Regions from separate parts of the Homo sapiens genome. Here region 2 is linked to region 1. The links are chromatin loops, found by intact Hi-C in ENCODE. Cell type or tissue: Calu3. All regions are shown on one strand. Each heading gives the region's core, and the rest is flanking DNA. Links, peaks and the distances in the headings are about the cores only.

Region 1 (2,925 bases), core at 171-2,670:
GGGAGGATTGCTTAAGCCCGGGGGGTCAAAGCTGAAGTGAGCTGTGATTGCACCACTGTACTCCAGCCTGGACGACAGAGTGAGACTCTGTCTTAAAAAAAAAAAAAAAGGTAGTTTAGGGGTACATTTACTGACATGAAAAGATGTTCATGATTCAGTTAAACAAGAAACAGGTCACAAAAATATGTGGTAATGATCTTATTTTATTTGATAGCTGGCTTCATAGATAGATACAGAATACAGATTTGGAAAAACATACATGGAGATGGTTAAAGTGATGAATGATGCTCAGAGGGAGACTGTTTTGTTTGGATTGGGTTGGGTTGGTTGGGTTGGGTTTGGTTAGGTTTGGTTTGGTTTGGTTTGGTTTGGTTTTGTGCTTCCGTTTTTTATTTCTCTGTAGTGAATACAGTTGTTTTCGTAGTAAGAAAAATACATCTTTTTTTTTCTATTTTACTTATAAAACAGTGTTGGTTTTCCTGGTGTTTTCCTTTCCCTTCCCTGCATTATCTCTTGCTCTATAACCTTGAGAGTGGCAGCAGATGGCAGGGCAAGCATGTGGATGGAGGGGAGGGGAGGGAATCCCACCATATGGGAATCATGACTCACAGCTTTCACAGCTTGTGGAGCACTGAGGACCAAAATACATACAGAAGAGTGGAAGGGGCTTAGAAAAAACCTCCTGCACAAGGCTCAAATCCTAGGAAGCTGAGATTTATAGTACATGCTGAGGATGACTAAAAAGTATTTTTAAGCTATATTGGAAGGAAGATGAACAAGCAGGGAAGAGCATCACTGCTAGGTAAAGATGTTGCATTACCAGATCGCAGGGAGGAGAAGCCTTCAATTCCCATTTTGCTTTAATCTCAACCATAAATAAGACTTTCTTCTTTATCTCTTTCTTGGCCATCATCATCACCAGCAACATCAGCATCATCACCACCATTAACATTGTCACCTCCTCCAAAATTACCACTATTATCATCATCATCTCCATCCAGATAGTTAAACGTCCTAAGAACAGCAAATGTCTTATCCTCTTATATATGCTGGAACATTCACATAATCCTACATAGTTCAGTAAACATGAATTGACAAAGATGAAGGCTCTCTTATTAAATGAGAAGATAACATGATGCTGCTAGGAAGAGGTAATATATTGGATGAAAAGTTTGTAAACTTTGAGCCAACATTTCAAAGGGAGAAAACTTTTGAATCATGTATCCCCCCATGTTTATCTGTATTTATTTACAAATTATATACATGTTCTACCACTATAGTCCAATATTATATACATTATAACATACACATAAATTAAAATTTTTTAATGTTGCCATGAAAAAGATAATTTTTGGGTGGTTTGCACACCCTGCATGGGAAACCACTATTCAACATGACCGTATCAGAATCAAAAGTTTTTTAAATAAACCTGTAAAAGGAGCTGTAACCAACAACAGAAGATTAAATACAGATGAGGATCAAATGCTGCATTTTGAATTCCCAAACTGAGCCTAAGTTGAGGAATTTAATATGCAAGCGCAATCTTGTAATGCCAAAAAATCACCACCAGATGACTTGTAGCTCTAGTGATTTAATATGGGTGGACTGAGCAATAAGCAGCATTTAAAGAAAAGCCAACCTTGACAATTATTCAAATGTCCCAGATGGTGCCCTGTTCCCTCTACTATCACTATTTAACATTGCTGTACTAAATTGCTGTATTTTCTTTCTAGGGATTTATTGGAACAAAATAAGGTCTCAGAGGGCAGGAGCAATATGTGCTTGCTTCCATCACTTTTGGAAACTGCCTCAATACCCAGGCAACCAGAAATTTTCAATTACCCAAGAGAGCCCTGTTTCTCATCCCTATGGGGATCAGTATCATAGGGTCTGAGTTACTAGTTATTAACCACAACAGAAGGGGAAGAAGGAGGGGACCATCCTTGTTAATTCACCAGTCTGGTCTCCTTGCACAATTCTACTCAAGCCTAGATACTGATGTCATAATTTGAGGTCAGATTAGGGAACTTCTGCAGAAACCATCACCCCCACAGAAGGGAGATGAGGCAACCAGAATGTGCCCTGAGTAAGATAGCACTTCAGCCCTAGTGGCTTTATGGAAAGTGGTATAAGAATAGACAGAACAAAGACTTTGGAGTCAGACAGATCTACGATGGAATCCTCCATCTGTTGCCCGCTGCCTGTGTGACACTGGGCAAGCAACCCAACTTCTCCATTATAAAATGCAGTTAGGAAAATGTCATAATATATTTTAGGCTTATTGTGAGCCCTGGATATAATATTTTTGGATCATCAGCCACAGGATCCAGGCTCACCTTCTGCTTGGTCCTGCATAAATTTTAATACCTGAGGCACTAGTTTAAAACACAGATTGTCAGGTTTCTCCTGATGGCGTAAACGCAGGGTGGGTCCCTGCCTCTGGGGAATCTATATTTTTTAAGAAGCCTCGGCAGGGTGAGGTGGCTCACACCAGTAATCTCAGCACTTTGGGAGGCCAAGACGGGAGGATCACTTGAGACCAGGAATTTGAGGCAAGCCTGGGCAACATATTGAGACTCCATCTCTACAAAAATAAAGATAAAAATTAAAAAATTAGCCGAGCATGGTGGCATACACCTGTAGTCCCAGCAACTTGGGAGGTGGAGGCAGGAGGATGGCTTGAGCCCAGGAGTTCCAGGCTGCAGCAAACTAGGATCGTGCAACTGCACTCCAGCCTGGGTGATAGAGTGAGACCCCATTCCTTAAAAATAATTTTAAAAACAGAAGTCCCCTTCTACCACCCAGGTGATTCTGATTGTGAAACAAGTTTAGGAACCCCCGAACCAACAGTTATTTACCATTATTGTGAGCATTATTGATTGGTATTTTTGTTACTTCCTGCCCACCACTGTGGCACAGCTTCCC
Region 2 (2,925 bases), core at 328-2,827, 63 kb after region 1:
GATGTTTTACAGTGATCTAGTCAGGTGATTTTGTTTTGTTTTGTTTTGTTTTAAGCTTTTTGCCCCATGGGTAGAACCTTAAATAAAATGAGTGGAAGTGAGGCTGCTCCTTGTGAAATCAGGAATGAGGATCCTGTATCCTGGCTCACTTGGCCTTTACCCCTCTGCACAGGAGACAGTTCTTGAGTTTGAAAACTGCCGTTGTTGATCAAACTTCAATTTTATAAAGAATGCAAATTTGGGAGAAGTGACTTGTCTAGGGCCATATGCCAGTTAGTGATTGACATGGGGCTGCAACTCAGATCTTAAGCTTAGAGGCAAAGATTTTAAACAGGGCTGGAAAAAGATCAGGTTTACATATCTTAAAAGATTGAACTGAGACAATGGATGAGGGCAGGAGGGGCTGAGACTGGCACCTGCAGGATCAGTAGGAGACTATGTGAGATCCTGAACCCAGGCGCTAGAAAGGAGGGCTGTCACTAAATAGCCATTATCAAATAGGTAGGTTTGATAAGACTTGGTCACCTCTAGAAGTGGGAAGAATATGGGAGGTCGAGGCAGGAGAATCGCTTGAGCCCAGGAGTTCAAGTCCAGCCCTGGCAACTTAGTGAGACCCCGCCGTCTCTACAATTAAAAAAAAAAAAAAAAATTAGCTGGGCGTGGTGGCATGCACCTGTATTCCTAGCTGCTCTGGAGGCTGAGGTGGGAGGATTGATTGTGCCTGGGAGTTCAAGCCTGCACTGAGCCCTGATTGGGCCACTGCACTCCAGCCTAGGTGACAGAGTGAGACCCTCAACGACAACAACAAAGCGGAGAGAGCAGCGAAGGAAAGGGAGGAGTGGGGTGATCTCCACATTTCTGGTTTGCTGATGGGGTACAAGGTGAGCTAGATAACTCGGCTTATTTTGGGGTGAGTTGATTTGGGGATGTCTATGTGACTTTCATTAAGAGAAGCCTGATTTTCTGGTGGGATGTGGTTGGTGTAAGTATGGAAGTCTGGGGAAAATAAGACAAAGTATTAGATCACCAGCATTCAAGTGGCAGGCAAAGGAGATGAAGAAGGGACCTTCAGAGTGGAATGAGAAATTTCACCAATGCCAGATGTTGCATAAAGTTCAATGAAAGTGAGGAAGGAATCTGGTAGATTTTACAGTGAGCATTTCATATAATGCCCTTTGCCAGAACATTTTCAGTGGAATAGTGGAGATAGAACTCTCGATGTAATGGGGCGAAGTGTGAAGAGGTGGAGAAATTTAAATAGCATGTGTAGACTATTTTGGGGAACTTTGCTGTGAAGGACAGGAGACGAGGTGGTAACCACTCATAGACATAGGAGTGGGGGACAAGGTTTTTAAAAAAGAAGGTGTGAGAGGCTTAAGCTTATTTCTAGATAGGGGAAGGAGTCCCCCGTGTGGAGGAGGAAAATACCAGCAAGGGATTCAATCCCAGGAATGGGCTGTTATGGGAAGAAAGGAAAGCACTGCTTGGTGTTCATGCACATGTCACTCAGTCTGTCCGTGTTGAGCCACTACTTTTTCTTTTGAAAGCTACAAAGGGTATCTAATCCAACTCTGATACTTATATCAAGCACCTTTAAATAAAAGGTGGACTTTAAAAAAAACAGCTTTATTGAGATATCAGTCATATACAAAAGGTGGAATTTATCAGTTCTTTCTCTATACGTTCCCCCTTCCATTTCATACTGAAAACCTCATCTACTCTACCACTTACGGACATATTTTTTGTTGGTATAAACAGGTGGTTTGTTTTCCCTACTGCTGGAAGCGAAGAGCTTTTTAAGCAGGAGAATTACTGCTTAGCGCCTGAGAAATTCTGGACTGGGACTTCTGCTGTTCATATCAGCAAGTGATTTTTGTTGTTTTTGTTAAATTATCTCATCTACATTCTTCATCCTGAGTATTTGGCATACAAATTCCCCCTTTTGAGAGGGGAATGATGGATAAGAATAATATTAGCTGAAAAGACAGACTGAAAATCTGGGGACTTAAGTTCTGTTCCCTTTGTAACGTTAGCTAGTTTTATGACTTTAAACAAGTCACTTTGTTTCCTTATCTCTAAATGCTCTTGAAGATCCCTTCAAGACAGAATACTGTGCTTTTTTGATTCCTGTTTTGTGTAGCATTTTGTGGAAGAGTCACTGGATTAAGGTCTTTTAAAATTAATTTAAAAACATATATATCTCCAAATTACTAGCTTGATAATTTGTTAAAGAATACTTACTGATTTTCTTTACTAACAAAAGAATTTTTAATGACATACCAGTGGGTATTGAGAACACTTCAGCTACATTCACCCACAGTCAGCTGATATTTAGCTGATATTTAGCTGACTGCGGAGAAGTCATGTGTTTTGAATATAAGAATAGGCACTTTCAGATGTTCTCTGAGTGCCAGTAATTAGAGTAAGCCTTAATCCACTGTGCTAAAAATAACCAAACATACCTTTCTTCTTACTAGTCTATTATTAATTTTACTTCAGATTTAGACTTACAAATAGGCACTAAGAGAACAAAATGAGCTCATTATTGATTTTTTTAAAACCATTTGGTCCTAAATATAGGAAGTACACTTCAGGTTCTCTTGGTAATCTTTTACTAAATCAGTATGGCATATTTTACTTCTCTTCAAAGCTCTTAAAATATTGTTTCGAGCACATTTTAATTTTTGCCAGGTATGGGATTACGTTAATGCAATTGCTGGCTATAGTTTTTAATGTAAAACTTGGGCTCTAGAGTCAAATTGCTGTTCCTAGGCAGGTTACTCAAACCTGGGTCTCTTATCAATGCAAATAATAATGGTATCTCATGGATACGGTTGTTGTGAGGATTAGAGTGGTAAAATATGCAAAAGCCTTAGCTAACATTTAATGTCTCATGTAGGGCGAGGATTCAGTGAATGGTACTTA

The links. Hi-C counts contacts between places; a loop is a spot of excess contacts. Peaks named below come from ENCODE experiments on the same cell type or tissue, not always from the same donor. Only the 100,000 strongest peaks of a DNase experiment are listed, where the experiment ranks them.
Region 2: a loop joins it to region 1, with 11 times the contacts of the local background. A loop is called at or near these places in 15 of 110 quality-filtered maps.

Annotation. Positions count from the first base shown.
Region 1 is chrX:15,911,016-15,913,940 of GRCh38, reverse strand. No RefSeq gene overlaps it. Among named protein-coding and RNA genes, the nearest start is that of AP1S2, 58 kb to the right of the region's middle. In Calu3, for the core only: no CTCF peak of the experiment used is centred there; no DNase peak of the experiment used is centred there.
Region 2 is chrX:15,848,243-15,851,167 of GRCh38, reverse strand. All of the region lies in intron 2 of AP1S2 (adaptor related protein complex 1 subunit sigma 2), which reads left to right. Among named protein-coding and RNA genes, the nearest start is that of AP1S2, 5.1 kb to the left of the region's middle. In Calu3, for the core only: no CTCF peak of the experiment used is centred there; a DNase peak (open chromatin) is centred at 1,427.